Linked DNA regions of Homo sapiens: region 2 is linked to region 1. Evidence: read pairs that join two places in POLR2A ChIA-PET (ENCODE). Cell type or tissue: PC-9. All regions are shown on one strand. Each heading gives the region's core, and the rest is flanking DNA. Links, peaks and the distances in the headings are about the cores only. Region 1 overlaps EXOC6B (exocyst complex component 6B). Region 2 has its middle 320 kb from the start of DYSF.

Evidence for each region. Peaks named below come from ENCODE experiments on the same cell type or tissue, not always from the same donor. Only the 100,000 strongest peaks of a DNase experiment are listed, where the experiment ranks them.
Region 2: POLR2A ChIA-PET joins it to region 1 with 8 read pairs; 1 of 35 experiments calls an interaction of 5 or more read pairs at or near these places.

The regions. Positions count from the first base shown.
Region 1 is chr2:72,759,261-72,775,419 of GRCh38, reverse strand. All of the region lies in intron 1 of EXOC6B (exocyst complex component 6B), which reads left to right. LOC124900538 (small nucleolar RNA SNORD78) reads right to left here and starts at 14,886; the gene lies at 14,818-14,886. RefSeq lists enhancers at 2,535-3,034, 3,035-3,536. In PC-9, for the core only: no CTCF peak of the experiment used is centred there; a DNase peak (open chromatin) is centred at 9,229.
Region 2 is chr2:71,775,953-71,792,111 of GRCh38, reverse strand. No RefSeq gene overlaps it. Among named protein-coding and RNA genes, the nearest start is that of DYSF, 320 kb to the right of the region's middle. RefSeq lists an enhancer at 1-765. In PC-9, for the core only: CTCF peaks have their summits at 6,979 and 7,190; DNase peaks (open chromatin) are centred at 6,971 and 8,651; H3K27ac peaks cover 400 bases.

The DNA.
Region 1 (16,159 bases), core at 6,828-10,827:
AGTGAGAAGGCCATAGGTTTATGTTTTGTTATTCATAAGAAGCTCCTTTCAACCATACCTGAGTTTATGCTAATGAGATAATTCTTGATGAGGCCCTAGATAGCTTTAGGAGAGGGAGGGGCTAGTTGCCAGAAAGACCAAGCCTTGATTAGAGGGTTGGAATACTCAACTTCTTCCCCCAACCTCCAGGGAGGGGAGAGAGCCCCAATCACCAATGGCCAGTGATTTGATCAATCATACCCATGTAATTAAACCTTCTTAACAACTCCTAAACAATAAGGAGTTTCAGAGAGCTTCCAGGTTGGTGAACACATTGAGTTGCTGGGAAGGTGGCATGTCTGAAGGGGACATGGAAGCTCCTTGCATCCCCCTCTTTCTCATAACTCTCCCTATGCACCTCTTCCATTTGGATTCTCCTGAGTTATACCTTCAATAGTAAATCAGTAAGAGTAAGTAAGCAAAGTGCTTAACTGAGTTCTATATTATTCTAGTAAATTATTGAACCTGGTAGGGAGGGGAGGCATCATGGCAACACTTGAATTTGTAGTTGGCTGGGCAAAAATCTGGGACATCTGGGCACTTAGTTTGTGACTGATGCATGATGTTTGTCAGTTTTATGGGACTGAGCCCTTAACCTGTGGAGTCTGATGCTAACTCCAGCAGATAGTGTGAGAATTAATTAGAATTGTGAGACATCAGTAGTGTCAGAGAATTGGTGTTGAAAAAGATACTACATATTTTTTGTCAGGAGGAGAAAGAACCATTCATTGGCTATTATGAATAAAACTCCTGTGAACATTCCTGTACTGATTTATATGTATATATATTTCAACATAAGTTAACATTTCTCTAGGGTAAATGCTCAGGAGTGCAGTTGGCTGGACTGTATGGTAAGTGTATATTTAGTTTTTTTAGTAACTTCAAAAATATTTTTGCAACTGGCTGTACTGTTTTATATTTCCATCAGTAAAGTATTAGTGATGTAGTTTCTCTTCATTCTCACCAGTATTTGATGTTGTCACTATTTTTTATTTCACCCATTCTGATGGATAGTGATAATGTAGTATTATTTATTATGATTAGATTTTCAGCTCATCTTTATTATTGTGTTCTACAGAATCACCAGCTTATTATTTGGACTACATATGCAGAATTTTCTGTTGCTACCAGTTCATATTTTCACTGAGGTAGCCTGTTGCCCTTCCAAAGATTGCCAGTATTTACAAACATTTCTTGTAAGACTGGGTGATAATATTAATGAATGTGTTTTTTGATACTATGTAATGAAATATATCAATATTTGGAAAACCTATACAACCCAGTGAATCAGTATTTTTTAAATGACCAGTGCCTGATGTTACAAAATCACGTGAAATATTCATTTGAAGTATAACATAGACTAATGGGTTTTAATGTAACAAGGTACAAAAAATTTACTGATGTGGTTTCAGATTTCACATTGTAACTTTAAGAAAGTATCATTTGTCACATTCTAAAATTATACCAAAGAATATTTATATAAAATTATCTGAAAAGTCTTTGAAAATACTTTTTAGTTTTCCAGTTACATGTATTGTGAGGCTGAGTTTTCTTCATATACTTTAACCAAAACTGCGCATTGCCATAGGTTGAATGCAGAGGCTACAGAATCCAGATGTCTTCTGTTAAGACGACATTAAAGAGACTTTCACAAATGTAAAACAAACTATTTTAACTATTTGTTTTTTATTTGTATAAAATATACTGTTTAACTTGTAGTGGGTTCATTGTTAATTTTAAATGAATTAATTATTTTCAAGGTTCTCAGTTTTAGTTTTTTTTTCCGACTTTCTTGAGGTATAATTTTAAAAAGTATATACCTAAGGTATAGAATGAGATGTTTTGATATATATACACATTGTGAAATGATTATTAAAATTGTGCTAATTAACATATTCATCAACTCACATAGTTGCCTTTTTTTTTTTTTTTGGTGAGAAAACTTAAGATCTACCCGGTATGGTGGCTCATACCTGTAATCCCAACACCTTGGGAGGCTGAGGCAGGTGGATTGCTTGAGCCCAGGAGTTCCTGACCAACCTGAGCAACATGGTGAAATCCCATCTTTACAACAAATGTGAAAAAAATTAGCTGGGCATGGTGGCTTATGCTTGTGGTCCCAGCTACTTGAGAGGCTGACATGGGAGGATCACCTGAGCCTGGGAGGTTGAGGCTGCAGTGAGTCATGATTGCACCACTGCACTCCAGCCTGGGCAACAGAGTGAGACCCTGTCTCACAAAAAAAAAAAAAAAAAAAAAAGAAAATCTAAGGTCTACTGTCTTAGCAAATTTAAATTATACAATATAATAATGTTATTAACTATAGTTACCATGTTGTACATGTTCTTTTATAGTTCTCTGTGGTTCTTTTGTAGCTCTCTACATTTCTTTTGGATGATTATTTTGAAATCTTTTTCAGACAGTTCGTAGATCTTCATTTCTTTAGGGCTGGCTACTGGAGCTTTATTTTGTTCCTTGGGTGGGGGGATTATGGTTTTCCTGTTTATTTGTGATCCTTCTGGCTTTGGTTTGGTAGTTGTGCATTTGAAGATGTAGGTACCTCTTCCAGTCTTTACAGGCTGGCTTTGGCAGGGAAAGCCCATCACCCAGTCAGCCTACTCAGAATCTCTGAACAGGCTGATTGGTCGAGTGCATAGGTTGGCTTTCTTCTGAAGTCCTTGGGTAGGCTGGCCTGGTCCCTGGGTCAGCAGGTAGGCATTCCTAGCACCTGGGTTTATAGGATCAGTCCTGTTGCCTGGGTGTGTGGGCCTGGATTCTGGGGTCATGGGGATCAGCCTGGTAAAAGGATCTACTGGGTTGGGCTGGCAATGGGGTCTGCAGGAGCAGGCCTGAAGCTTGGATCCACAATGACTAACTGGCAATGGGGCAGTCTTGGCGTCTCTTTCCATGGAGGTGAGCCTGGTGCCTGGTACCATGTGGCTGGGCCTAGAACCTGTTTCTGTGGGGACTTGCCTGGCACCAGGTTCTATTGGGCAGGCCTGAAGCCTGGGGCTTTGGGGGCCATCCTGGCACTGGAGCTTGCCTTAAGCCTGGTCCTGCAGGGGCAGGCCTGGAGCCTTAGGTCACTGGCTGTCCTTGTGTTGGATTTGGCCTGGAGCTTAGGTACATGGCGGCTGGCCTGGCACCAAAATTCACTGGGGAGGCCTGGGGCTGGGGTCCCCAGTGAAGTAGGGTGCTCATATCATTCTCGTTTTCCTCCAGCGAGGGTCTCTCTTGTGAGCTTGGGGGAAGGGAATCATGGATAATGTGAAGCCGTCTTTCATACCCCCTTTAATGTATATTTTCTTATTTCTGCATTCTACCTAGGTGCTGTGATCTCTTACCTGGATTCCTTAGTTCTTTTGAATATATTTTTGTACTTGGATGTTTGTTCAAACTGATGTTTCTGTGAAGGGATGTGTGTTGGAAACTCCTATTCTGCCATCTTGCTGACATCGCTCCTCAGTTTTAATATCTAAAATAGCACATACTAATATATATATAATTCATATAAGCAAAAGCTCTTTAGGGTACTCAGTAATTTTTATTTTTCCTCTTTTCTTTCTTTTTTAGAGATATGGTCTCACCATGTTGCCCAGGCTGGGCTTGAATTCCTGGCCTGAAGCGATCCTTCCACCTTGGCCTCACAAAATGTTGAGATTACAGATGTGAGCTACCACATCCAGGCTCTCAGTAATTTTTAATAATGTAAAGTAGTCTTTTGTCCATAAATTTGGCTGCTTGTTTAGATAAAAAGAAACTGAAGAGACATGACCACAAAATGTAATTCATGATCTTAGACTGGATACTTTCCAGTAGGAAATGAAAATGCTCTAAAGAGCATTATTGGGATAATCTTCAAAATTGGAATTTGGACTGTGGGTTAGATATAATTGTATCAATGTAAATTTCTTGAATTTCATAATGGTACTATCATTATGTAAGAGAGAGGAGGTACAGACTATAGTTTTACAGGCATGATATATGAAGCCTACTTACAAATGGTTTAGAAAAATAAGCATGCATATATATGTAGGGAGAGAATGATAAAACAAATATGGCAAAAATTAGTGAACTCTGCATAAAGGCTATACAAGAGTTCTGTGCAATGTGAAATTATTTCAAAATAAAAATTACAACAATTATAAAGAATATAATGAATATCTTAGAAGCAATTTTTACAAATTAATTGGCGAGTGTTTTATTGTGCTTGTGATGAGTATGAAATGTTTTCAGCAGTTGAAGACACTTCTGGTTATGTAATAACTTTGTAGTTGTCACCACTTTTCAGAGGATACTCTTTATGCTCTGCTGCCCCCTAGTGACTTTATGCTCATCAGCAATTGTTTCTTCCAAGTGTAGTAAGTTGGAAATGAAGAGCACTATAATCATTATTTAAAAACAACTTAGTGTCAAGTCAAATAATTTTTCTGGGGGCGAGGGGGAAGACACTACCATGAAGCCATATCTAATGGCTTCCTTTTTTTCTTTGAATTTTTAAAAAATTGTATTTTTGTTCTTGTGGTTCCTTTGTATTGCATCCTCAGTTCTCTCTGTCTCTCTCTGAAGGTAATATTTACTGATTTCTCACCCAAGGGCAACAATGAAACTTAACTTGTGTACTCTTCTGTTATTCTTTCCTCTTAGCATTAAATATCAGGGAATAGTATTATCTTAGTGCTTTACTTTGTAGTCAAGCATACTTGATTTGGCCCATAATCTCTCATTTGTAATCCCCAAATCCTAAAGGCTCTAAAAACTATTTGTTGTCAAAATCTGCCTTAATTCATTTGGCAAGAAAACCTGATGTGAATTGACTTAATATATTAATAATCTTTATATTTACCACTTTTGTGAATATTCCTATATTTTACTGCTGAAATATGAATGTGTTTGATTATGGAATGCTTAAGATCTTACTGGGATGTTACATAATATGTGACAGATGAGCTGTATTTTTTTTAAATGTACAGAATTTGGTATTATGAAACATTTTGCTACAAGGATTTTCGATTAGGGATTGTAGACCTGTAGTTGATTTGCCTAGCTTTGGCTCACAGTTACTGGTATAAGATAGTTGACTAGTTTATTCTACTTTCTATCTTCTCTCTTTTTTTTCTTAGTTGTATAATTTTTATGTACTATTTTTATGTATCATACTTGATCACTTTTAATCTGACCTTGTTTTTGTCTTAGAGTTGCAGTTAAATATATTCAGTCTTCATTGACATTCTTTTTTATTGAAGTTTTCCCTGTCATCTAGTTGGGTTTGTGTTCCTCCTCTAGTAGTTGCCTTAAGAAGGACTTATGTGAACAACAATTTTTGAGTTATTGTATATTCAAATTTTAGCTCTATAGACTTTATATTTAAAGGCTAGCTTGGTTGAAATTAAAGTTCTTGGCTCATGTTTTGTTTCCTTGAGTATCTTGTCTTCTGGTGTTCAATGTTGCTGTGGAGAAGTCTGATACTTGCTGGTTTTTCTTTTTCCCTAAGTGCTTATTCTTGATTCTTATTATTTTTGGCTGTCTATTGACTCTTCTTCTTTCTATTTTATTTTATTTTATTTTTGAGATGGAGTCTTGCTCTGTCGCCCAGGCTGGAGTGCAGTGGCACGATCTCGGCTCACTGCAACCTCCACCTCCTGAGTTCAAGCAATTCTCCTGTCTCAGCCTCTCGAGTAGCTGGGATTACAGGCACGTGTCACCACACCCGGCTAATTTTTGTATTTTTAGTAGAGACAGAGTTTTGCCATGTTGGCCAGGCTGGTCTCGAATTCCTGACCTCAGGTGATCTGCCCGCCTTGGCCTCCCAAAGTGCTGGGATTACAGGTGTGAGCCACTGGGCCTGGCCCTTCCTTTTTTAGTTATTAGACATTACTCAAAGAATTTCAGCATGTATCCTTGACTCAGAGTATAATATAAATTAATATTTTTATCACTTCCTTGACACTGCTAGGAATATGTAACACTTTTTCATTTATCCTTTCCTACATCTTACACTGTTGTCATGAATTTTAATTTTACATGTAATTTTGTTCCCACACAACATTATCCTTATTATTTCGTAGAGTCACCATTCATGTATGTTTACTCTTTTGTTTGATTCTTCATTTCCTCCTCCATCTCTGTGCTTCATTCTGAGGTCACTTTTCCTTTTGTATGCAGAACTCCCTTTAGCATTTCTTTTAGTGAAGGACTCATTTATTTTGTTTGTATGAATAATGTCTGTATTTCACCTTATTTTAAAATTGCAGTAAAATATACATAACATATACTTTACCATTTTAACCATTTTTAAGTGTACAGTTCAGTGGCATTAAGTATATTCACATTTTTCTGTAGCCAAAACTGCCACCTATCTCCAGAACTTGTCTAATCCCAAGTAGCTGGGACTATAGGCACATGCCACTGTGCCTGGCTAATTTTTTTTTGTAGAGACAGGGTTTAGCTTTGTTGCCCAGGCTGGTCTTGACCTCCTGGCTTCAAGCAATATTCTTGCCTCAGCCTCCTAAGGTGCTGGGATTACAGGTGTGAACTACCACGGCTGGCCAAGTATAGTTTTCTTTACATTCATCATGCTTTGGGTTTATAGGGCTTGAAACTATGGACTGATATCTTTCATAAGTTTTTAGATATACTTGGCTATGATGTCTTTAAGTATTGCTTCTGCACAATTATACAATGATAAAATTTCTTTCAGGAGAGTTACAGATTTAAAAATATTTTCATAATATCAGTTAGATGTTATTTACTTAAAAAAAAAAAAAAAAAGCTTAGGCCGGGCACAGTGTCTCACGCCTCTAATCCCAGCACTTTGGGAGGCCAAGGCGGGGGGATCACCTGAGGTCTGGAGTTTGAGACCAGCCTGACCAACATGGAGAAACAAAATACAAAATTAGCCGGGGAGAAAGAAAATACAAAATTAGCCGGGGGTGGTAGCGCATGCCTGTAATCCCAGCTACTCGGGAGGCTGCGGCAAGAGAATGGCTTGAACCCGGTAGGCGGAGGTTGCAGTGAGCCGAGATCGCACCATTGCACTCCAGCCTGGGCAACAAGAGCCAAACTCTGTCTCGAAAAAAAAAAAAAAAAAAAGCTTGCATTCTCCTAGGGGAATAGAATTGAGTTTCTTAGAGGCTGCATGATGTGAAAATATCATTGTTTCAGTGGTGAATGTTATTTATACTTGTATGTTCTTTTATGTAATTTTTTTCTTCTGTTTCAATTTCTTTCTTTCTTTCTTTCTTTTTTTTTTTTTTTTTAACGGAGTCTCACTCTGGCCCCCAGGCTGGAATCTGGAGTGCAGTGGCATGATCTCAACTCACTGTAACCTCTGCCTCCCGGGTTCATGTGATTCTCCTGCCTCAGCCTTCCGAGTAGCTGGGATTACAGGCCCATGACATTACTCTCCTCTAATTTTTATATTTTTAGTGGAGACGGGGTTTCGCCATTATTGTCCAGGCTGGTCTTGAACTCCTGACCTCAGGCGATCCGCCTGCCTCGGCCTCCCAAAGTTCTGGAATTATAAGCGTGAGCCACCGGACTTGGTCTTTTTTTTTTTTTTTTTTTTTTTTTAACAAGGTCTCTGTGTCTCCCAGGCTGGAGTGCAGTGGTCTAATCTCTGCTCACTGCAACCTCCACCTCCCAGGCTTAGGTGATACTCCCACCTCAGCCTCCTGAGTAGCTGGGACCACAGGTGCATGCCACCATGCCTAGCTAACTTTTTTGGTATTTTTTGTAGAGATGGGGTTTTGCCGTGTTTCCCAGGTTGGTCTCAAACTCCTTAGCCTCAAGCAATCCGCCGGCCTCGCCTCCCAAAGTGTTGGGATTGCAAGCGTGAGCCACTGTGCCTGGCCCAGTTCCAATTGTTAATGTGGCTAATGTCAACAAACATAACACATACACAAAAGTTCTTGGGAAACCCAAGGGAAATATATATTATAATATATATTTGAGACCGAGTTTTGCTCTTTTGCCCAGGTTGGAGTGAAATGGCGCGATCTTGGTTTACTGCAACCTCCGCCTCCCGGTTTCAAGCGATTCTCCTGCCTCAGCCTCTCCAGTTGCTAGGATTACAGGCGCCCGGCACTACACCCTGCTAATTTTTTGTATTTTTAGTAGAGACGGGGTTTCACCATGTTGCCTAGTCTTGTCTCGAACTCCTAACCTCAGGTGATACACCCGCCTCGGCCTTCCAAAGTGCAGGGATTACAGGCGTGAGCCCCCGCACTCGGCCAGGAAACCCAATATTTTTTGAGAGCATAAAAATAGTGCCAGGCAAAAAATTTTGAGAACTGCTGGCTGAGGGCTTTTGATGGTGTCCCATGTTTCATTTTTCTTACATTCTTCTGTATTTTACATCCTGTCCTTTCCTTGTTCTCTTTGGGCTTCAATGTGGATTTTTTTTTTCCTTTTTTTTTTTTTTTTCTTTTGAGACAGGGTCTCACTCTGTCACCCAAGCTGGAGGGCAGTGGTGATCTCGGCTCATTGCAACCTCTGCCTCCCGGTTTCAAGCGATTTTTGTGCCTCAGCCTCCCGAGTAGCTGGGATTACAGACGCGCACCACTACGCCCGGCTGATTTTTCTATTTTTGATAGAGATGGAGTTTCACCATGTTGGCCAGGCTGATCTCCACCTCCTAACCTCAAATGATCCACTTGCCTCATCCTCCCAAAGTGCTGGGATTACAGGTGTGAGCCACTGTGCCCAACCTCAATGTGGATTTTTTCAATTGACTTATTTGCTGGTAAACCATCTATGGAGTTCGGAATTTTAAAAACCCAGTTCTGGGTTTTCTCCAGTTTTATAATAAAAAAACAAATCGTAAGGCTGTAGTGAAATTCTCCATCTTCTCATGTGTTTTGTTCTTTTCCTTTTTTCTTGTGGTATTAATCATAGCCATTTTTAAAGTTCTTATCTGATAAGTTCAATATCTAGATCATCTGTGAATCTTGATTTTTAGTCATGTGATTTTTAGTCATGTGATCTTCTCTTGGCACACTTGGTAATTTTGGACTGAATAGACATTAAAAAAATTGTGGAGGTTTTGGATAGTGTTTTCTTCCTTAAGTGAAGGTCCCTCCCCTCTGCTCCCACTTTTGGTAAGGCAGATGGTATGGCAATATTTAATCCAGTCAACGACTGAGCTGGCTAAATCTAGGGTTCAGCTTTAGTTAGGGTGTGGCTCATTACTGCCTTAATGCTATTGTCCTCCAGACATTCCAAAGAGCCTGGAGTGATGACTAGGAGCCCTTCCCTTGGTAGATCCTTAATTCTTTTCTTTCCTTTATACCTCAATACTACCTAACATTCTGTTGGCTTCTCTGAGTCTTTTTGCTTATCTTAACCTCTCTCTTTGTATAGCTTAAGAATTCAGCAAATGTGTTGAGAAAATAATAACAGTGCTATGTATTCTTCCCATCTTTCCTCTTCAGGATTCTAACCTCTTATGCCTCTAATTTAAGGTACCGGGATTCTCTAAAACTGTCAAAAGCTGATTTTCCTGCCTTTTGGTCTTGACTTTCTGCTTGTTCCCTTTCCCGGGAACTTCAGCCTCTTGAATGGAGATTTGGTACTTACCTTGAGGGGGAAAAAGTGACTGAAGCATATTGGCAGACCCATTCTTACTATTCCCCTCTTCTCCAGTGTTCTGTTCCCTTAGATTCTGGTTGCCGGAGCAGTTCTGTTTTTTGTTTTTGTTTTTGTTTTTTTGAGATGGAGTCTTGCTGTGTCACCCATGCTGGAGTGCAATGGCGCAATCTCGGCTCACAGCAACCTCCACCTCCCGGGTTCAAGTGATTCTCCCGCCTCAGCCTCCCCAGTAGCTGGGATTATAGGCACCAGTCATCATGGCTGGCTAAGTTTTGTAATTTAGTAGAGAGGGGGGTTTCACCATGTTAGCCAGGCTGGTCTTGAACTCCTGACCTCAGCTGATCCACCCACCTCAGCCTCCCAAAGTGCTGGGATTATAGGCCTGAGCCACCACGCCTGACTGCCTGAGCAGTTCTGTTAGTCCCTCAGGAAAGAATATCATAAACAGGTATGCAGAAGACCTGGAGAGGTATTCATTTATTTATTTTTATTTTAAATTTTTTTTTGAGAGAGGGTGTTGCTCTGTTGCCCTGGCTGGAGTGTACTGGAGCTCACTACAGCCTTGAACTCTTGGCCTAAAGCTATCCTCCTGCCTCAGCATTCCAAGTAGCTGGGACTACAGGCATGTGCCACCATGCCCGGCTAATTTTTTAAAAATTTTTCTTCCTAAATGGAAGGGACCTTATCAAGTCCCTTTTTTTTTGTAGTGATGGGGTCTCACCATGTTGCTCAGGCTGGTATTGAACTCTTGGGCTCAAGTAATCCTCCCACCTTGGCTTCCCAAAGAGCTTGGATTATAGGTGTGAGCCACCACACCTGGCTGGGAGTATCAGTTTAGATTGGAGCAGGAGAAAGGAGAATTTCAAGAAAGAGATTTACAGGCAAAGGGATTCCAGCCAGGAAGGAATGGCAATATTAGTATACGATCTGGCTTAAAAGTGAAGAATATTTGTATAGTTAAAATAATGCAAATGTTATTTGTTTGTTTGCAAAGACAAAGTATGGGCCATCTATGAAAAACAATTATGATTATAGAACAAAATATATGTGTTTATCAACTCTATCAGTGTAAAATTCATTTCCACAGTTGGAGAAAGTAAGGAAAAGATATAAAGAGAAAGTAAGGGGGTCAGGCACGGTGGCTCATGCCTGTCATCCCAGCACTTTGGGAGGCTGAGGCAGGATTGGTTGAGCCCAGGAGTTTGAGACCAACCTGCGTAACATAGTGAGACCCCATCTCTACAAAAAATAAAAAAATTAGCTGGATGTGGCACATGCCTCTAGTCTCAGCTACTCTGGAGGCTGAGGTGGGAGGATTGCTTGAGCCTGGGAGGTCAGGGCTACAGTGAGCTGTGATCACACCACTGCACTCCAGCCTGGGCAACAGAGTGAGACTCTGTCTCAAAAAAAAAAAAAAAAAAAAAAAAAGAGAGAAAATAAGGGAGAGGTAATGCTTCATTTTGCATAGTTGGGAATCAAGATAATCTGTTTTTAATAATACAAGAAACAAAAGCATAACTATATTATTTATATTACAAAAGCAATCTTTAGAAAAACTAAAAGGGGTATATAAGTATTGAGAGGAGAGGAAAAGGAATGATATGGTATCATGAGGTAATTTTTGATCAATTATAGTAGGAAATAGACAATATCTAAAATGGATAAAGGGAAAATGGCAATATTATCTTTTTATTTTATATTATTTTAATTTTTTAAGACAAGTGCTCGCTCTGTCGCCCATGCTGGAGTGCAGGGGTACAATCACAGCTCACTGGAGCCTTGACCTCCTGGGCTCAAGTGATCCTCCCACCACAGCCTCCCGAGTACCTGGTACTACAGGCATGCCACCACACCCGGCTAATTTTTGTATTTTTTGTAGAGACAAGGTTTCACCATGTTGCCCAGGTTGGTCTCAAAGCCCTGGGCTCAAGCAATCTGCCTGCCTTGGCCTCTCAAGCTGCTGGGTTTACAGGTATGAGCCACCACACCCATCCAATATTATATTATTTGAAGATATGGGCTTACTTCTCAAAAATTAAAAATAGAAACATTTATAAAAGTTCAAATTGGGCTGGGTGTGATGGCTCATGCCTGCAATCCCAGTGCTTTGGGAGGCTGAGGCAGGGCAGATTGTTTGAGGTAGGAGTTCAAGACCAGCCTGGCCAACATGGTGAAAACCCATCTCTACCAAAAAATACAAAAATTACCCGGGTGTGGTGGCACGCACCTGTAGTCCCAGCTACTTGTGAGGCTGAGATAGGAGGATCACTTGAGTCTGGGAGGTGTGCAGTGAGCCAAGATCGTACCAGTGCACTCCAGCCTGGGTGCCAGAGTAAGACCCTGTCAAAAGAAAAAAAAAAAAAAGAAAAAACACGTTCAAATTGACTTTCTCTGGAAAACAGGAATGGAAATTCAAGAAGCTCAAACAACTCCTTGAGCAGGATAAACATAAACAGCAAAACAACACCAAGGTACTATACAAAGGAATGACAACAATAGCTCTAAATACAGGAAGGGGGAAATGGAAGTATACTCAATTAATTATAAAGAAAACAGGATAAGAGGAGATAATTTATGTTAACACAATTACCTATATGACTAGGTTTAACTCTGTTATCTTGCTGTTTGTTTTTTGTTTGTCTTATCTTTTTTTTTCTCTTTATTTCTCATTTCATATTCTCCTTAACTGAATTAGAACAACCAAATATTTTTAAAGATTCCATTGTTAGGTATACCTTCTTAGTGTTTTTTGTTTTGTTTTGTTTGTTTTTAGTGGTTGCTTTAGGGTTTACAGTATGCATCTTTAACTTATTGCAATGTATTTTCAAATGCTATTGTACGTGTTTGTATATAACATACAATCCTTAAAACAGTGTATTTTCATTTCACCCATTGATCTTTGAGTTATCATTAATTATATTTTACTTCTACATGTGTTTTGAATTCCATAGTTCATTATCATTATTTTTGCTTTGAACAATCAGCAATCTTTTTTTAAATGTTATCTTTTAAAACATTTTAAAATAATAATAATATTTTATATGTTCCTATATATTTACCAGTTTATTTGCTCCTTATGCTTTTGTGAAGATCCAGATTTTGAACAGATTTTATATTATTTTTGCCTGAGGAACTTACTTTAACAGTTTTTATAGTGCGGGTCTGCGGACAACAAATTTTCTAAGGTTTTGCTTTGTTGATTGATATGTTTGCTAGGTATAAAATTCTTGATTTACAATTTTTTTTTTTCCTTTAGCACTTTACAGGTATCTTTCCATTGTCTTCTTCTTTATATAATTTGGATGAGAAGTCTGCAGTCATTCTTTCTTTGTGTTTTATGTGTTATTTTCTTCCCTCTGCTTTTGCTTTTAAGGTTTATTTTTCTTTATTAGTGTTTGTTAGCAACTCCAAGAAGCCTTTTCTGACTAATCCATTTCTGTGCTGAACATTCCTTTATTTTTCATGCTATATCACCTAAGTGTAACAGATTTAAATGTATTACTTTATACACAGGTTTTTTCTTCTTTTCTTTTCTTTTTTTTTTTTTTTTGAGACGGAGTCTCACTCTGTTGCCAGGCTGGAGTTCAGTGGCACCATCTCGGCTCACTGCAACCTCTGCTTCCCCAGTTAAAGTGATTCTGCTGCCTCAGCTTCCCAAGTGGCTGGGACTACAGGCACATGCCACCACGCCCAGCTAATTTTTGTATTTTTTGTAGAGATGGGGTTTTACCATGTTGGCTAGGATGGTCTTGATCCCTTGACCTTGTGATCTGCCTGCCTCAGCCTCCCAAAGTGCTGGGATTACAGGCATGAGCCACCATGCCTGGCTTTTTTTCTTTTTTTTAAATTTGAGATGAGCAGTATGTTGCTCAGGGTGATCTTGAACTCCTGGGCTCAAGAGAACCTTTGACCTCAGCCTCCTGAGTAGCTGGGATTACAGGCATATGCTACCATCCTTAGCTCCTGAACAGTTTTATAATTACTTTTCATTGTGGTTTCTTATATATTTCCTTACTAATTATAGTATGGGCACCCTCAAAGGAAGATATTCTTTTCTTTTTGTTTTTAGTAAATTCTCAGTCAATAGATACTAAATGAGCCTATGGCAGGAAAATGCCCAAACCACCTAACATAGCCAATCTTGTTAAATTTCTGAGAAAACAGTGTCTATTTAATTTGCTGAGGCCATTTATTTTATTATTTAATAGTCAAATTTATCTTGCCCTTTAAAAGTCTATTTTAGTTTGATCTATTTTGAACATTAAAAAAAAAGATGCTGCTGCTTTCCCTCTTTAAATAAATAATCAAGTTACCTTATAAATTGGAGAGCTAGAATGTGGTGGTGATATTTCATAGCTTTTGGAGAGTGCCCTAAATGCAATGCTTTGGAGAAGTAATTTATTGGCAAGCAACTTTGTTTCTTAGTGATGATTGGGGTCACAGTAGATCATCACTTTGTTGAGTTTAGAGTTCACCTGTGTAGAATATCAGATTCTCTAAAGAAGTTATACAGCCCAAACCAGATTGATCTATTGATAATGGAAGAGTAATGAAAATGTACAGTAGGCCTCAGGTAGATATCTAACAAATTTTAATCATATGTCTTTTTTTTTTGAGACAGAGTCTTGCTCTTCAGCCAGGTTGCAGTGCAGTGGCACAATCTCGGCTTACTGCAACCTCCTCCTCCTGGGTTCAAGTGATTCTCCTGCCTCAGCCTCCTGAGTAGCTGGGATAATAGGTGCACACCACCACACCCAGCTAATTTTTGTATTTTTAGTAGAGATGGGGTTTCGCCGTGTTGGCCAGGCTGGTCCTGAAGTCCTGACCTCAGGTGATTCACCTGTCTCAGCCTCCGAAAGTGTTGGGATTACAGGCATGAGCCCCCCTGCCTGGCATCATATGTCATTTTTGAGAGAAGTGAAATTTGCTTTCCACAGTTACCCATTGTAATTTTTTAATTCCTTGTATTGAACTAATCATGCAGTTTTAGTGGTCTCTCTTTTCAGAAAGATGTCTCTTAACATGTTAAGCTTTATCTTAAAATATTTGTATTGTTGGTTTAGTTTTTCCTCAACTTTTATGGTTTGAGTTTTGTTATCACTTGTGTTAAATTTTATTTTCATTGCTCTAGGACCATTTTTTCAAATAAATTCATGTAGATCAAGGTTGTTTCAGGTCTTTTTTCTTTTCTTCTTCAGTGTTAAATTAACTTGTCTACATGCTCATTTCAGGTCAGACATTTGATGAACATTATTACATGTTTCACGTTTTAGTCGTACCATTCATAGTATTAAAAACAAAATCAACTTAGTATTATTTATGGAGTTTAACATATAGTTGATTTCTTGATCTAAGTAGAAAGTAAAATTATTGAATAGAATGGACACTAAGATGACTTCATGTAGAGACAGTTGACAAAAGTGAAGTCTTCCTCTAAGTCTGTGACCATCAGTAAACTAACACTGTCTTGAAACCTAAAAGGTTATGTAGCAAAGCTTACTCTATGATATGCCAGGGAAGTTTGCTGGGAGTATGATCCAGATCATTGGTTCTGGATGCTAACATTTGGAAATGATTTTTTTTGGTGGAGCATCTGTGACCTTGGAACTATGAATTATCTTAAAATTTCTTTTCAAGAGAAGGAGCATATGAGAGGAAGGGTAAACAAAATATTTTGTTTATAATTTGCTATAACAATGATTTAATACAGCTTAATATTAAACAGCTCTGGAGACCTAAAATTTATCTCACTTGGTTTTCACTGGTGTTTCTCTCTGACACATGGTGTGAATCAACTGTCCTTCCAACTTGAAAGAGCAGAGAGTTCACTGACGCAACTCCCTTGTTCTGGGAATTGTTACTACTGTGCCTTCAAAAGGTAGGGACATTAAAAGCTTTGGCTTGTGGCAAATTCTCTCCAAGTTGGACACAGTTAGGGGGCTGAATATTGGCTTAAGGAAGTGAGGTTGGTGGCTTTTTCTATTTCCTGGACTTTTTCTAAAGAATCAATATTAACTTTTTCAAGTCTCTACTTGATGTTTTGTGATTAACAGTCTTCCCCGTTAAAATTGGAAACCAGCAAATCTCCGTTTAAATGTTGGTGCATGCCAGGGTTCTTCAGTTCTTCTGTCTTAGATTCTAGAGTTTTTTGGGTTTCTGCCCTTTCCCACGTGGATTTTTTCTTTTGTGAAAATCTTTCTGTACCTACTTAACAAAGGGAAACATTGAAATGAAAAGTTGAAATGGCAAAGTCATTGTCCCAAAAGGTCTCACAAGACTGGAAAAATGAACCATAGTTAATAGTAGTAAATTGTAGATTCAGAGTATCAACTACATGCCTATAGCAATATGGAAAAACACATGGAAAAATTTTATGACTCTGAGTTCAATATATAGCATGATATGACTGTCAAAACTGCATAAGCATTAGTATTAGGCTGTTAATAGGAGCTAAGTAACAAGGTTAAAGGAGATGGGCCTTATTTTTCTCATTTGACCATGCTTGATTTAAAAATTTTTAATATTTATAGAA
Region 2 (16,159 bases), core at 6,959-10,958, 980 kb after region 1:
GTGCCTCCTTTTCTGGGTGGGCTGGGGGCTCCAGGCTCGGCACTGGGGCAGATGGTGTGCATCTCTCAGGCTGCCTGGGAAATGGACGGAAGTGGGGCTGTTCACACGCCCAGAATCTCTGGGCTGTCACCAGGTCCCCTTGATCCTCTTTCCAAGAAGGAAGAGGGGAAAATGTATCTTTCCAGGCCCTAATCCTCTCCACATGGGTGGGCACTGGAGCCGCCAGGGCCCCGCTGCAACACGCAGGCCTGCAGGAACACCAACGCCACTGCACGGGGAGGACCCTGCCCCCAGGCCCTGCAGGTATGTGATTGTAGAAGCCTCTGCCTCCCCAGCATTTTTTACACAGCCTCCACACTGCCCAACTCCTACCCCAGGCTAGCCTCTGCCTGGTATCCCCTTGCATGCTTCACATCAAAGGGAAACTGAGTCAGCACCACCCGATGGACACCTGGGTGGAAGAAGCCAGGCAAGGAGTCTGGCCTGAGCTGAGGCAGCCGTCTGAACCTGAAGCCCTCACAAGGGCATAACAGGCAAAGACGTCCAGGAAACCTGCCCGGGAGTTGGGGACCAACTCCTGCAGATCGCTGCAGTGCATCAAGAGGGGCTTATCTGCCTCCCTGTACACTAGGAGCAGGACCCTAAGCAGCTGTCCTCTCATCATTGAGCAACCCCCAGGGCTAGTTCCCCAAAGGGGGCCCAGGCTGGTGCAAATAAAAGGAAGGTACTAGAAATGCCCCAGGATGGAGCCCTTTGGGCCAGCAAGGGGAGCTAGGGGACCCTTGGGAGGAAGGTCTGTGTATGGAGACCCTTGTCCAAACCACCCCTGAAGCCCTCCCAGCCAGGATCCCATGAAAGGCCAGCTTGCACAGCAGTGTTACAGCTCTTTCTTGCTATAGCAAGATGGACCCCCCAGCCATCTCCACAGGCTGCAGGATCCAAGGCATGGCTCATGTAACAGTTGATCTGGGCCATATGGAACCCAACTCCCAAGTTCCCACGACCTGGGCATTAGTGACCTCCACGTTTAACATCTCATCTGAGGACACAGAACCAGCATGATAAGCACAGGCATGCGTGGACAGCAGATATGGGCTATATCCACGGCTGCAGCCCCCCGCAGCCCACATCCTGGTCCTCTAGCTTGCTCTTGCTCTGGGCCTACCAGGGATGCCAGGCTGCCTTGCCCTCTCCAGCCACCATGACCACACAGCCTGGACCCTGCAGGCAGAGAGGCTGCCAGGAGGCCTGGAGGCCAGGATGGCCTGGCCCTGCTTTGATCTTGGGCATCAAAGGCCAGGAAATGCAATCAGCTCTGAGGAGCACTCGCTGTCTGGTCGTCCCCAGCAGGCACAGGCCCAGAGCCCTCCCCGTCCTTCTCAGGCTGGGCCAGTCCCTAGCAGGCCAGCCAAGGGCTCTGGGCAGGGGGCTGGAAAGTCCACCCCCATCCCCAACCAATTCGACGGAAACTATTTTAATAAGAGCTAATTCTGCTGACATGGCATCTTCTTTCTGCACCCCCACCCCTGGTTCTATGCTCCCCTCCAACCCCACCCCCGTCTTCCCCCCTGACTTTTATTGTCCCAGACATTTGCGTGAAAACAGGAACTTTGTGCTCTGGGCTCCATCTGCTCCTGCTTATTTCTCACTTGGAGCTGCAATCCTTGGCCACGCATGCCCCCTCTCCACCACCTCACCCTTTTCTCCTCAGACTGCCCCCAGCATCAAAGACTTGTGGGGTCTCTGGTCCCTGGGACAGGCTGGGGTGGCCAGAGAGATTGGCCTCCTATGGGACCCCTTCTCTACCAGGCTGTGGTCATGGACACAGGGGGCTAGGAAGCTGGGACTGAGGCAGGACTTAGAGATGGACACCCTCTGCCCTGGAGCTGAATTCCCACCCCTGCCTGCATCCCTCTTTGCCCCAGAGGAAGAGAAAACCTCCCCCACCACCTGAGAAGAATTCAAGGTATCAGGGGAGCCTTGCAGACACCAACAGCATCTTGTGTGAGGAGCTGGAGTTTGCAAGTCCCAGGGATCTCCCTCCCTGAAGACCTCTGGATGAGCGTCTGGGAGTCGCATGCTTGAGCGAACGCCATCTTGTGTTGCTCAAGGGAATTAAAATGAATAGCCAAAGGCTGTTATTAAATAAATGAATAAGTGAATAAATACTACACAAACCTGTCATGAGGCACTCACTATGCGTCAGGCATTTGCCTAGAATTTTACAAACATGATGTCACTTAACCAGGGCGGCATAGTGCTGTTACAATCCCCACTACGCAGATGAGAAACTGAGGCACAGACAAGTTAAGTTGTTCCAGGTCGCGCTGCTGGGGAGAGTGACAGAGCCTAGCCTCCTTCATACCTGAAAACAGTCGCCGTCCACTCTCCCCTCTGAATCTTTGCTTCTGCTTTGCTCTGGAAGGTGCTCCTTCCTCTTCCTTCCCATCCTTCAAAGCCCATTTCCATCTTCCCCATGAAGCCTCTGTTCTCTTACCGCCATTTTAAAGCTAAGGAAACTGAGACCTACAGCGCAGTGACTGCATTGACCGTCAGCTCTTGCAGGGGCCAGGCTGCCATCTAAAACTGAACTCTTGGCTGGGTGCAGCGCTCATGCCTGTAATCCCAGCACTTTGGGAGGCCGAGGCGGGAGGATCACCTGAGGTCAGGAGTTCGAGACCAGACTGACCAACGTGGCGAAACCCTGTCTCTACTAAAAATACAAAATTGGCTGGGCATGGTGGCACATGCCTGTAATCTCAGCTACTTGGGAGGCTGAGGCAGGAGAATCACTTGAACCTGAGAGGTGGAGGTTGCGGTGAACCAAGATTGCACCATTGCACTCCAGCCTGGGCAACAAGAGCAAAATTCCGTCTAAAAAAAAAACCCAAACAACAACAACAACAAAAACTAAACTCTCTGGTTACCTAAAAGTTTTAAAACCTCTTTTGCTATTACCCATGGGGTTGGAAATTTGGAAATTTTTCTTGCCAAGCTGTCCAAATCAAGTGCCTTCGGATGCCAGGGGGGCAGGGCAGGGCAGGAGCCCAGACAATCAGCATGCAGGCCAGGCAGCGAGGTCTTCCGAGGAGGGCGCAGCATTGGTGGTCCTCAGTCCTGCTTGGCCAGGATCCTACCCATCTCACCAAGGTCTCTGCCCCTCAGTCCCTGCCAGCTTCTATGCCTGAACAGCACCTCAGCTCTGCCAAACCCAATGTCATGTCAGCAATCAGAACTGGGGTGCTCTCTTTAGGCCTGCCAACCTGGGGAGATAGGCACAGCCAAATGGACATGGTGTGACTGACCCCTGGACTGGGGAGGAGAGCCAGAGTCTATGTCTGGCTCTGTTTATTTTTGGGCAAGTCATTTGGCTGCCCCGGGCCTCAGTTTCCCATGACGTAAAATAGGAAGGGGGGCTCATTACGACAAACAGACTGACTACCGTTTGTGGAACAGGATGGAAGGAGTCCACAAAAGCAAGGTGTGTCTTTTCAAAAGATCTGGCAGCAGGTACCAGAGAGCAGAGAGGCAATTCTGGGGGCTTCCTGGGGGAGGTGAGCTGTAATCCCAGATCCTGGAGGAGGGGAGGGACGTCAGCTCTGCAATATATAACTGGCAGAGCCTTCCTGAGCTAGTGCTTGAGTTGCTGGTGCGGGCCTGGTGTGCTACAACAGAGGCCAGGGAGGGGGCCGCCAGCCCCACAGGAAGCTCCAGCATGTTGTTGGGTAACTTCTCCTCCTGTTTTCTGGGAACAAGCTATTTGGAGAAGAGGGGGAGGGAGACTTTAAAGGCTTCCAGATGGGGGGCCCTTCTGCCCAGGCCCGCTGCTGCGCCGCCACAAAGTCTGTGCATGCTTTCTAAGAATCCCAGCAAACGCTAGTCAGGGAGGCTTGGGGAGGTCTTCTGGGCCATTCCCCTGCCTCTGTGATCCCCACTATCCCCAAGCTAACAGGGGGCCATATCCCATCCTTTAGTAGTCATCATAGTAGTTATTCAGGGAGTGCACAGACGGAGAATGTGGTGTCACTGTTGCTACCCTCTTTCCTCCCTGAGATGCTCTCAGTGTCTTGGCATCCCCTCTATCCGCTTCATCTGGCTGCTTTGCCCTGAAGGCAGGGAGATAGAGGGAAGGGCCTTCCTCTCCCAATACCAGGAGAGACCATTTTCCCAGAGAAGAGAAAACATATCCACTGTGGGGCCTCTGTGGAGGGGAGGGGTGGGAGCTAGGGATGGAGGGAACAAGGGGAAAGCAGCAACTGAGGCTTCCCAGGGGAAAGGAGAGGAGGGCTGGGATCAGCTGGGGGCAGGTCCAGCCCCTCCTGCAGACATCTCCCTGTGCACCCAGCCAGGGCTTGCTGTGGGGTGGGCTCCCACTCTTGTCCCATCATTCCATGATGCCCATGCTCTGAGACAGCCGCCTAGCTGCCTTTTAACCTTCTTACCATCCTGGCTCCCATCCTCTCTCCTGGCCTGTCCCCACCAGCAGCCACTCCCTGAGCTGGAGTGGTCAGAACATGCAGCCCTATCCTGGGGACACCTAGTCTCACCCAGGCTGCAAGGACAGAGCCCTGGAGAGGTCAGAGGAGGCCCAGAGCAGAGACATTGTTGTCAGGGCTCAGCCTGCCAGGATCCCTTACCCCTGTCAGCCCTGGCTGGGATTTGCCCACCAGCCTCAGGCTGTGGGATGGGATGGGGTGGAATGGGGAGGGGGGCGGGGGCAGGAAAAGGAGACTTTGAGAGGGGTCCTCTGCCCCTGGGGCCAGACTGGAGCTCTACCCGTATACTGCTGATCCTCTGGGTCCCATCTGGGAGACGGAAGAAGGGGGTCCCCAGGCCTGGCTGCCACAATGGGTTGGCCTGGTTCAGGGAAGAGCCCATCCCCAAACCCTGCCAGAACTCTGGGTCTCAGAAAGAGCATCAGGTTCCCCCAAAGCCTCTCTCCCCAGACTATTGCAACACAGATGAGAGGGCATGTTTGAGTCCATCAGAAACCCATGATGCACGCACCCCACGGGTGAAGGAGGGAGCATTCGTGCAGACCCAGGGGTGACCTCCTGGAGCAGAGCAGCTCCTTGTCCTGGTCACCGGCCAGCCCTGGACCCAGTTGGGAGCACGGGGTCTCACCCATAGGACTTCTGCTTGGAAGACGGAATGGCCCCTGGGGTCGAGGGAGGCAAAAGCTTCCCGGGTGTGCCATGGCTCTCCCTCCCGCTTAGGGCCCAGAAAGACCTGAGCTTTGGCTCTAAGGTCCTGCCCGGGTGGAAGGGGGACATGAGGGAGGGCCTCTGTGGGTGCTCACCCTTGGAGAGGGTCTGTCAAAAAAAGGCCCCAGGGAGGCTCTCCCTGAAGCAATGGACTGCTCTCAGGTGCACTGTGGCTGTCTGGCACAGCAGAGGCGGAATGGTAAGGTGGGGGGCTCAACAGAGGAGAATGCTTTGGCCATGCCAAGCTCCCACCAGGTCTGGGCCTTTCTGACAGATCACTCGTGTCCAGGTAGGGTCCTGGTCATGACTGACACCAGCAGGAAGCAGAAGGAGCCAAGGGGACCCTGGCTTGTGTGTTCCTGCTTCTGGCATCTTCCTTTCCTTTCCCGCTTTTCCCTACAGAGGCCTGGGTGAGACCACGTCAGCCAGTCCTGTCCTCAAGGACTGCCTTTGCAGGCTCCCCTCCAATGCTCCCCCTCTGTGGAAACTTCCTGATAGGTGTCCTCAGGCCTCCCGGTGGCCGTCCCCACTGCCGCCCTCCTCCAGGGTGCTCCCACTGTCCTCTCTCCTTGCCCTGGCCTTCCAGGGAGAGAATCCGGAATCTGCTCACCACAGGCATTCAACTTCTGACTCTCTGTTCTACTTCTATCTAAATCAACCCAGCTATATCTATTGAAATCCTTCCTGGGTCCAACCCTACTCTGCCTCTGCCTTCCACTGTGCCACGGACAGGTCCCTGTCCCTCCTGAGCCTCAGTTTCCCCTCTACAACAGGAGCTGAGACAATGGAGACTCTCAGTCCCAGTGGCTCCAACTTCCATGCGGTGTTTCAAGGCAGGCAATTTAAGGGGCAAATGTATGCAGATGGATATGCAAATGGGCATCTCCAGGATTTATGGGTGGCCTTAATTTCAAGGGGAGGAGGCGGCCTCAGCCTGGCTGGACCCACTAAATCCTGGCCGGTGTCAGCACCGTAAAGCACTGTGATGAAGGGCCGGCAGGCGCTGGGGGCGGCCCTGATTTACAGCCAAGAAGCCTCCTCCCCGCGGCCGCGCAGGCAAGCGCCACGGGACAGGGATGAGGAAGGATTTATGTCCCCCGCTTCCCCACCCCAGCAGCAGGCCGTCGGGAGAGCGGCAGAAGGTGACTTTCACCTTCAGAGCCATCACTACTCCGGCGGAGCAGCCGGGGCACTACCCCAGGAGGGGCAGAAGAAAGGCGGGGGTGGGTGGGGTGCCAGCAGGACCGCTGCCCAGCCCTAAGCCACAGCTGCCTCTTCCAGGCGGCCTTCCAGCACTGACACAGCCCTGGGTAGCCCGGCCCTCTGCCACCAGCTGTCACCTTCTCCAGTGGGGCCCCAGCGGCATCTGACCTACCTTCTCAACCCTGACAAGGTTCAGCCTGGAAGACTGAGGGGAGCCGCTCCACTGCTCTTCCTCTACAGATCAGTACTCCCCAAAGTCTAGCCTCACTCCCTTCTGCTGGGGAGAGAAAGAACTGCATTTGGATCTATTTTGGGTGGCCATAAGCAAGAAAGTTCTCCTTCATCTTCACCCAGCTAAAAGCTGTTTGCAGTGTCCTGCCCGTCCTCCCCACCCTGCACCATCAAGCAGGTGAAAAGGGTGGTGGGAAGGGACAAAAATCGAACTGCAGGCATCCCTCTCTCTACACGACTGCTGAATTCCTGAAGTTGCTGGAAAGTTAAATTTTGGAAAGGTGACACTGCTTCTCCAGTGACTCATCTGAGCGCCTCAGGAATGAATGATTCATCTGTCACTCATGTTGCTGACACCAGGGAGTCCTGCTGGGTGCCCAGGCTGAGACATCAGGGACAGAAAGCTCAGAGACAAAATTCCCCACCTGGTGGTTATCAGGGCTGCCCAGCCCCAAACTTTAAGGGCCGGCTTCCACCCCGGCTTGGAGTACTACCTCTCCATAAACAAAGTTTCATGTCCTGTTCTCATCATGAAAGGAACCCAGCCAAGAGTCCCTCAGGTAAAGAAAGTTTCCCTTTGGGAATGTAAACACATAAATCAAAGGGCCTAGTTCAGTTGAGCTGTTCATGTAGTGAGTTGTATGTTTTGAGCTGAGGCAAATGTGCCCTGGCCTTCCGCATGTGTGTGCCATAGACAGCCCAAGGACTTTGGCCTTGGGAAGAGATGTTTTCCTGATCAAAGGCTTCACCTTAGGGTACTGAGAACCTGTCTCCAGGCCCTCAGCACCTCCCTGCTGTAAACCGTGAACTCTGCAATATCTCCTGGGCCCCCCAAAAGTTCTGTGCCTCCCTCTGGCTCCCCTCAAATAAAGATCAAATCCAGTCACCATAAATGCTGCTGCCTTGAGCTCATCTCTGTGACACTCTTTTTTTTTTTTTTTTTGAGACAGGGTCAGGTCTCTTGCTGTGTCTCATTCAGGCTGGAGTGCAGTGGTGCAGTCACAGCTCACTGCACCCTCAAACTTCTGGACTTAAGCAATCCTCCTGCCTCAGCCTCCCGTGTAGCTGAAATCACAAGTGTGTGCCACCATACCAGGCTAATTTTAAATTTTTTGTAGAGATAGGATCTCCCTTTTTCCCAGGCTGGTCTCCAACTCCTGGCCTCAAGCAATCCTCCCGCCCCAGCCTCCCAAAGTATTGGGATTACAGGCATGAGCCACCACACCCAGCCTCTGCGACACTTAAATTATTTTGAGAACCAGACTATTTAAGCAGGATTTCTTATGATTCAGTAGAGATACCAAACTTCAAAGAAGTTTCTGCCTGTAGATTTGACCTAGAGATTGGCACCCACATTTCCACAGACCCAAGGCAGCAGGACAGGGGAAGGTGGAGGACAGGGGAAGTCACCAGAGAGAAGGGGAGGGCTGTGGGGAGGGCAGAGCAGGCACACTGATGAATACGCTCACCTCTTCCTTTCAACTCGGTCTGTTCAGGGTGCTTCGGTTGACAACTTGTGGGCCAAACAGAATCACTGTGAATAACTATGCAGTTTGGGCCAATCCCAGCACCCTAGTCCAGGGCTGTATCAACCCCAAAAAAGGGACACCTTCACCTAATTCATGCAAAGACTAACGGAAGCCCTGATGCCAGGCACTCTGTAGATATGTTTATGTCCATTGCCTCATTTAATCTCAGCAGCGGTAAATGTTACATCCCTGTTTGCAGGTGAGAAAATGAAGGCATGGCAAGGTTCAGTTACTTGTGCAAGGTCACATGGCTGATAATTGATGGAGGTGAGATCCCAACAACACTGTCCATTCCCCATCTCAATCTCATTCTTCTTTATTTACCTGTTCTAACTGTATTGTCACCTCCAACTCTGTCCCTTTAATGTTGCTGTTATAACCCACATGACCTCAGCCCTCATCTAAAAAGATTTACAATACCAAGTATTGCAAATAGGTGGAACAACTAGTACTCTCATAGATTGCTGGAAGGGATGTAAAATGGGACAGCTACTTTGGAAAACTATTTGTGAGTTTGTTCAAAAGTTAAACATATACCTACTGCATGACTCAGCCATCCCACTCCTACATACATAACCAAGAGAAGTGAAATAAGATGTCTAAAGATTTGTATCTGGAGATGGGTGGGCAGAAAGAAAGAGGGGGAAATGCAGAGGCAAGGCAGTGCTGGAGAGATGGGAGCATCCCTAGGCTGCCTCAATTAGCTGCATTCCTCTTCAATCCAAGTCAAAAGCTCTTGGGAGTCCCATGCCAACATCATGAGGGCTAATCTGTGAGAAAGGGGAAGCCACTGAAAAGTCTGGACAGTGCTCAGAGAGGGCCCACTTGTGGCCAGGCCTCCAGCTCTGGCCCCTGCTGGTGGCAAGGGCTGGGGTGGGGGCTAAGGAAGAAGCAGAGGTAGGAGTGGCCCAGGCACAAGAGAAGAGTCGCATGGCAAATAATTGGGCAGACAGTGGATGGAGGCTGGCTGAGAACAGAGGTTTGGAGGCCCTGTCATGGGAATTAGCAGCCTGGCAGCCATGTAGGTGCCCAAAGATCCAACCCATGCACCTGAGATGCTCATTATAGGCCCCAGGACTCATTCTAAGGTACAGTCCCAGGTGGGCAAAAGACCAACCTAACTGAATTTGCCCCCTGGATGGGTGCAAACCAGCTTCCAGGCTGAAAGTTTCAGGGAGCTGCTGCTGGGTGAGGCCAGGCTAGGGTTTGACTCCCTTCCCACGCAGACTGCACCCCACCATCCCAACGTCTGCCCCTGAACTGGTCATGGACAGCATTATTAGCCTGTGAGCCTCGGATTCAGCTCACCCAGGCTCCGAGCCAGAAGATTGGCCTAGAGGGACACAGGGAGCCTCTTCCCCTGCTGGCAACCAGAGGCTTCAGGTCTTGGTCTAGCAGGCTGGTGTGGCAGAGCTGAAGTATCCCCAAGAACCTCTGGAGGCAGCCCTCCCCACCCCACTGTCCTCTGCCCCTGCCCCTGGTTCCCTACTTCCATTTCTGCTCTCTGCTGGGATGGAAGCCTCAGCTTTCTGTTCCAGGTTGCTATACCAGCCCCTGCCCTGGCCCCCCAGAGCCCCACCTTGGCTGCTGTCTACCCATCCTTGGTGGCAATCAGTATGGAAGGCCAGGTCATTTATACCCCAAAGAGAAAAGATGGTGCCTCTTGGGCTATTTCCAAGCATCCTCAAAATGACATTAGCCCTAAAGAAGAGCTCGGTGGGGTTATTTCTGAGGTGGAAGGGCACCCTAACTCCCCACACCTAGCCCAATGTCCATTATCAGTTTGGAGTCATATCTGGGACATCAAGCAGCCCTCTGTCATTTAAGGTATAACAATGCCTTCCAACGCCAACCAGGAGTGCTCACCCTTCACCACCAGCATTTTGGATGACCCAGGTCAGCACCGGCTGAGGGCAGGGCTAAGGGAGCACCTGTTGGTTTGTCTGTTCTGCCAGGGTAGCACAGACTCCTTGATTGGATGGGAGATCTGCCTGTCCCCACCCACTCCAACTCGAAGTTATTCCCTGTTATTCTGTCCTTCGACTTCCATGCCACCCACCACACCTCCCACCTGAAACATGAACCACTCTCAGTTTCAGCTTACAGAACTTTTTCTCCTCATTTAAAGTTTTCCATTTTTGTTTTACTTATTTCTTTGTTTTAAAGATGGGGTCTTTCTCTGCCACCCAAGCTGGAGTGCAGTGGCACAATTATAGTTCACTGCAGCCTTGAACATCGAACATCTGGGCTCAAGTGATCCTCCTAAGTCTCCTCCTCTCATTTTTAAAAGCAATTTCTTTTCTTGTCCCAAATCTCCTCTCTTCCACTGCCTACCTCAGGCCTTCACACATTCTTTTCTGAACTCTAAAGTTCTTCCTCCAAGGTCTTCTGTCTTCCCTCCCCCTCTCTCCACCAGTGCAGCTGTTCAGAAGAACAATTATTTATTGCATGCACGCCACCTACTGTGTGCCCCAACCCACAGGAACTAGAGGCAAGACAGGTCTGTGTTTGGGTGAAGAATGGATGTGAACCAATAAATACAGCCCAGAATATGCCCATGGTACAGTCTAGGTCCCAGAGATACGGAACACTTCCAAACAGAGAGGCAATACCTGAGTGGGTAGTGATTTCTCCCTACTCTGCTTGGCTTCTCTAAAACATAATGGTATGACTGACAAAAAGGAGCTCCCTGTCTTTTCCGTTTGTTGGATGTTCATCCGTACTTCTAGGAGATGCTTAGCACATCTTCTTGGAAGATACGTACAGTGCCTTCTGATCTCTCGCTCTCTCTCCCCACCTTTCTCTCCTCTCTCTCCTTCTCTCCCTCTCCCTCTCTCTCTCTCTCTCTCACACACACACACACACACACACACGCAATTGTCCCATACAAGGATGAAATTGCACCATTGAGAGCTGATGCTCTTTCCAGCCTTAGGTGATACAGGATAGACAGCAGAGTCTTCCTTCCTTAATGAGTGCCCTGCAAGAGGAATGGAGATCCACTAGGCGACAATGGTGTTCTCAGTTGTGGGAAGCCTGTGCAAAGCTCTGATGCTAAACTTCAAGGTCTCCCACACTCTCTGATCACACTTACTTTCTGTACTGGTTAAGGCTCTGCTGGCCATATGTGACACAAAGTTCACCCCAGACTGACTTAAACAAAGGGAATAGGTTAACTCTCAAAGCTTGACAGGTTGATCCAGAGAAGCTCAACCCAGTCACCTAAAGGATGTCACCAGGGACTGTTTCTCTCTAGGTCTTTGCTTTGTTCTCAGCTCTGCAAGGTGGCCCTTCAGCTCTCCCCTCTGGACAGCCATGCCAGATCCACTTTCTGGCACACTGACCAAGAGAGAAGAAATTCTGTGCTCATTACACACTCATTCTCTCTCGCTCGCTGGAGGTTCACTTTCACAGAAATTCAGCAATGTTTTATTCACGCTTATTGGTTCTGACTGAGTCAAATATACATCTCTACACCCCTCACTGAGGCCTGGAGAATATGATCCTGACTGGCACAGACAAGATTGTGTGCTGCACCCTTGGGCATATAGGCTGAAAGTGGGGCACGGCGGGCACCATGGCCAGGAGCACTTAGGACAGACCCAGGGCCGAAGAGCAACAGACAGCCTGGGCACTGTCTGTGTGATGTGGGTGAGGCGGTCACCTGGGATTTGCTTCAGACCAAATGACAAGTCACCTTGAGAAGGAAGACTCTGCTATCTATCCCATATCACCTAAGCCTGGAGAGAGGGAGTGTTAGCTCTCAAAGGTACAATTTCATCCGTATATGGGACAATTTGTGTAAGAGTGGTGTCTGTGTGTGTGTGTGTGTGTGTGTGTGTGTGTGTGTGTGTGTGGAGAGAGAGAGAGAGAATGGAGAGAGGGGGGAAAGAAGGGAGAGAGAGAGAAAGGGAGGAAGACACTGTATATATACAGTGTTCATTGTTGTCATCATCTTCCTCTGGAATATGGGAAAATTGGAGGCTTGAAAGCCCTTCCTTCCAAACACTAAACAGCCAAGAAAAAAAAGACCACACATACAATGTGATGCTGACACTGAACCCAGCCCAGCCTGAGAGGCTGCCCCCATTGAGCATGGCTCTGGGAGGCTGAGGCAGCTCCTACAGTCCCACAGCCTGGAAGGATATGCACCTGGAAGAAAATAGGGCTGGGACTCTGGGCACCTGTACCCCCAGACTAAGGCCAGTTTCTCTTTGCCAAGGAAGAACCCACAGCCCCAGCCCTCTGGCGCTTGCAGGGACAGACTGAGGTGGGTGGGGAAGTCTGGAAGGGTCCCGGGCCTCCAACTCCACAAATCATCCTGTTTTAATGTAAATGATGATTGCCAAGAGTACAGCATGTTTGCCTGCGTCAGCAGCTCAGTGACTAATGCGCCAAGATAAATGGCTTTGTTTTGCCTTGTTTGGAGGGATTCTGTAACCTTTCTCTCCTTTCCACAGAGTGGGCTCCCCAGAATGCTCCCAGTCACAGCCTGGAGCTCAAGATACCACCCAGGGTTCAGGGCCTCTCACATGTGGCGGGGTCACTCCCAAGTGCAATGAGAATCTGGGAACCTGGCCCACTCTGGAGGCTGAAGGAGTCTGAGCCCCCGAGGCAGGGGCTGGTGAGAACCTAGGCTGAATGGTCTAAAGTGATCTACCCTCAGTTCTCAGCAAATGACTTCAGAGGCACTGAGAGCAGGATTTGTGCCATCCAGCCAGGCAGGAACTGGAGTTGAGGGGAAGCTCCAGAGGGCCCAGGATGATTAGGGAGAAATCTGGGGCTTGGAATAAAAGGGGAAGAATAGGCAAGTGGGATAAGGGAGAGATTACACTGCCATCTTGTGCCATGTGGGTGTTACTAAGCCAGGATTTTTTGCCAGTGGAGACAGGATTTTGGCAGACACACGGGCCGTGGACCCAGATCCAGGTAGCTGGAAATCTTGGCAGCAGCACTTGCTGGCTGTGGCACTCTGGATGGTATTGCTTCCATTTAATAGATGAGGAAGTTGAGGCTTATAGTAGCTAAGCAATTTGCCTGAAGTCACACATCTAGTTCGTGGTAGAATGTAAACTTAAACCAGGGAAGTCCAGCTCCAAAGTCAATTGTGTTGAATGAAGGAGAATACATCTCCCCAGCTGTCTGTTGACCTCTGACCACCCACATGAAACCCAGCTCCTCACCCTTCCAGAAATGTGCCCTTGCTTAGCCACATGGCAAGTCTTGTGGTTGACTTTTGCCGCCTTTTGCTCTCTGAACACACTTCCTGGTCCATGTGGTATGTGTCCCTTCCAGGCTGGAGCTTGTCATTGTCAGTGTAAAGCCCTCCAGAGCTCTTTCCCTCTGCCACCAGATAGGTTCCAAAGAGCCTGCTCTATCAGCCTGGTTCCTATATAAGGATAACATGGAACAGGCTCCAGCCAGTCCACAGTGGACAGGAAGCATGAGTGAGAAATAAATCTCCATTGTTTTAAGCCATTGAGATGTTAGGCTTGTTGCTGCAGTATAACTTGTCCTATCCTGACTGACTCTCTGCTCTTTCTGGAAGGCAGAAGCAGGTGAGTTCTTCTAGATGTACCCAGAAGCATTCAACAAAGGGAAAGAACAGGGAGCCAGTTTTTACCAGTTGCCATCATGTTTCAGAGAAGCCAAGCAGGGTGGAGAGAAATGGGCCTAGGGAAGATAAGGATTCCAGGGGCTGTGAGCCAGAGAGAGCTTTCAGACTGCAGGAAGATGGTGCGGTCCATTTGAGGCCAGGGAGAGCTGGACCAGGGAAGTCCTCTCTCACACAGTCCAGATCCAGCCTGGAGCCTGGAGCTGCCCAAGCCTCACACGAAAGGAGTCAGAGCCTGGCCTCGGGAAGGGCTGGATCACCCTCAGGCCTCTCAGCTGCAGATGGGCATCTTGGCAGACAGGCCCAGGGCACTGGTGCTGAGACTCCCAGGTGCAGATTCCCTCCTCCAGGCAGACATTGTGTACAATGTACGGGATCCTCAGTGGGTATGAGCCCTAGGAACAGAAATTGCAGCATCAGGCATTGGGCAGTGGGACCGTGAAAGGAGTTCCTGTTAATGGGTCTGAGCCCTGTGGAGAAGTGTGGGCATTAATCCTTCTCCAGGATCATCTCCTCCCCGCTCCAGCATAAACAGAGCCCTCTATGCAGCTCCATGCTGGATTTCTAAGACAACTAAAGGGAAAGTGGTTAGACTACAAAACCACCTTTTCTGGGCAAGGTGGTCTGAGGCTGGATTTGAACTGGGAGAGATCCTGGAATCTGGTTCTCAGAAGGGACACCTATTAGAAGAGGATGGGGAGTAGAGACTTTTCTCTTAAGTGGCAGATGTCTGATTGGTGTGGATAGGGGGATGCCTCCAGGTGACGTGACCCCAGTACATGTTCCCACCACTTTCACCTTTCCCTCCAGGCAGGGCTAGTCTATGCCCATTCTTCCCCTGCCCATCTCCCCCTCCCAGTTCCCCAGCACCAGCCCACTCCCCAAAAACTGCATAAAAGATCTGATCATCCTTCCTACACAATGCATAAGTTTCTCCCAGAAGATCTTAGAAGTGTTGTGCCATTTCCTGGAGAAGCAGTGAATTGTGAAGTCCCCTCTAGCCCTTTCCCCAGCCAGGATTAATGATTTGAAAGCTACCTTGGGCTGGGCATGGTGGCTCATGTCTATAATCTCAGCACTTTGGGAGGCCAAGGCAGGTGGATCACCTGAAGTCAGGAGTTCAGGCCCAGCCTGGGTAACATGGTGAAACCCCGTTTCTACTAAAGATACAAAAAATTAGCTGGGCATGGTGGCAGATGCCTGTAATCCTAGCTACTCAGAAGTCTGAGGCAGGAGAATCGCTTGAACCTGGGAGGTAGAGGTTGCAGTGAGCCAAGATCGCACCACTGCAATCTAGTGTGGGTGACAGAGTGAAACTCTGTCTCAAGAGAAAAAAAAAAAAAAAGCTACCTGGGAAGCCACTTGGGAGTTAGCTTGGAAGCTACCATTAGCATCACATTTGACTCTTGTATCTGTTAGCAGAAGAGTATGGAAGAAACAGCCCAGCCCTTGAGATCAGACAAACTTGGGTTTGATTCCCAACTCTACCATGGGCCAGATGTGTAAACTTGGGCATGGGGCTGAAATTCTGTAGGCCTCAGCTTCCTCATCTCTAAAATGATGATCTCAGTCTCCACATCATGATAGCATCCAATTAAAGGTGAAAAAAGGATGAAACAAGACAGCCCTTAGCATAGGGTCTGTCTGACATATAGCACATAGAAGTGCTTAATAAATGATGTTTAGTATTAGTGTGCTGTTTCAAGGGAGCAAGAAGCAGAAAGCCTCCTGCAAGCCTCCCCAAGCAGTCAATAAATTTGCTTGATTCAAAACAGGAGGTAGGAGAACAAAACAGGATTGGGGAAACCATGCAAGGGGCCTGGCAAGGACCCTAAAAGCCTGGTTAGCTGCAGCATCCAAGTACTCAGCACACTGGTGACAAAGTGCAGGCAAGAAGGAGGCTCTGGGGGCTGGGAGTCCTGTCAGCCAGCAGCCCTGGAGCCTGCCCAGTGCTACCTCGGGTGAACATCTGAACCTATTTGTTCGATGTCCGTAAGAGTTCAAAACCCAGCCCTGGGAAAGCTCTTCCTTAGTTTTACCTCATCCATCTCTGTCATCACTCTTTTGTTTCTGTTGCATTGTTATGTTCCCTTTTTTGACCTTCAAGTTGCTCATGGGTATTTCAGAAGCTGTCAGGCTTCTCCATCCAAGCCAGCGTGCATGAGGAGCAGAGGCCATGAGGAGCCCAAGGTGCTGTTCTGGAGCCCAGAGAGACCCAGAAAGGCACAAGATGAACCAAGAAGATGCCACCTTTAGTGCTGCTTGAAGAAGACAGGGCCCCTCCTTCCTGGAAGATAGCTGCCTGGATGAAGAATTTCATCCTAAAGTATTCTAACATGTGTCAGTCATTTAACTCCAGCCTAGTGTGTATGCAAATC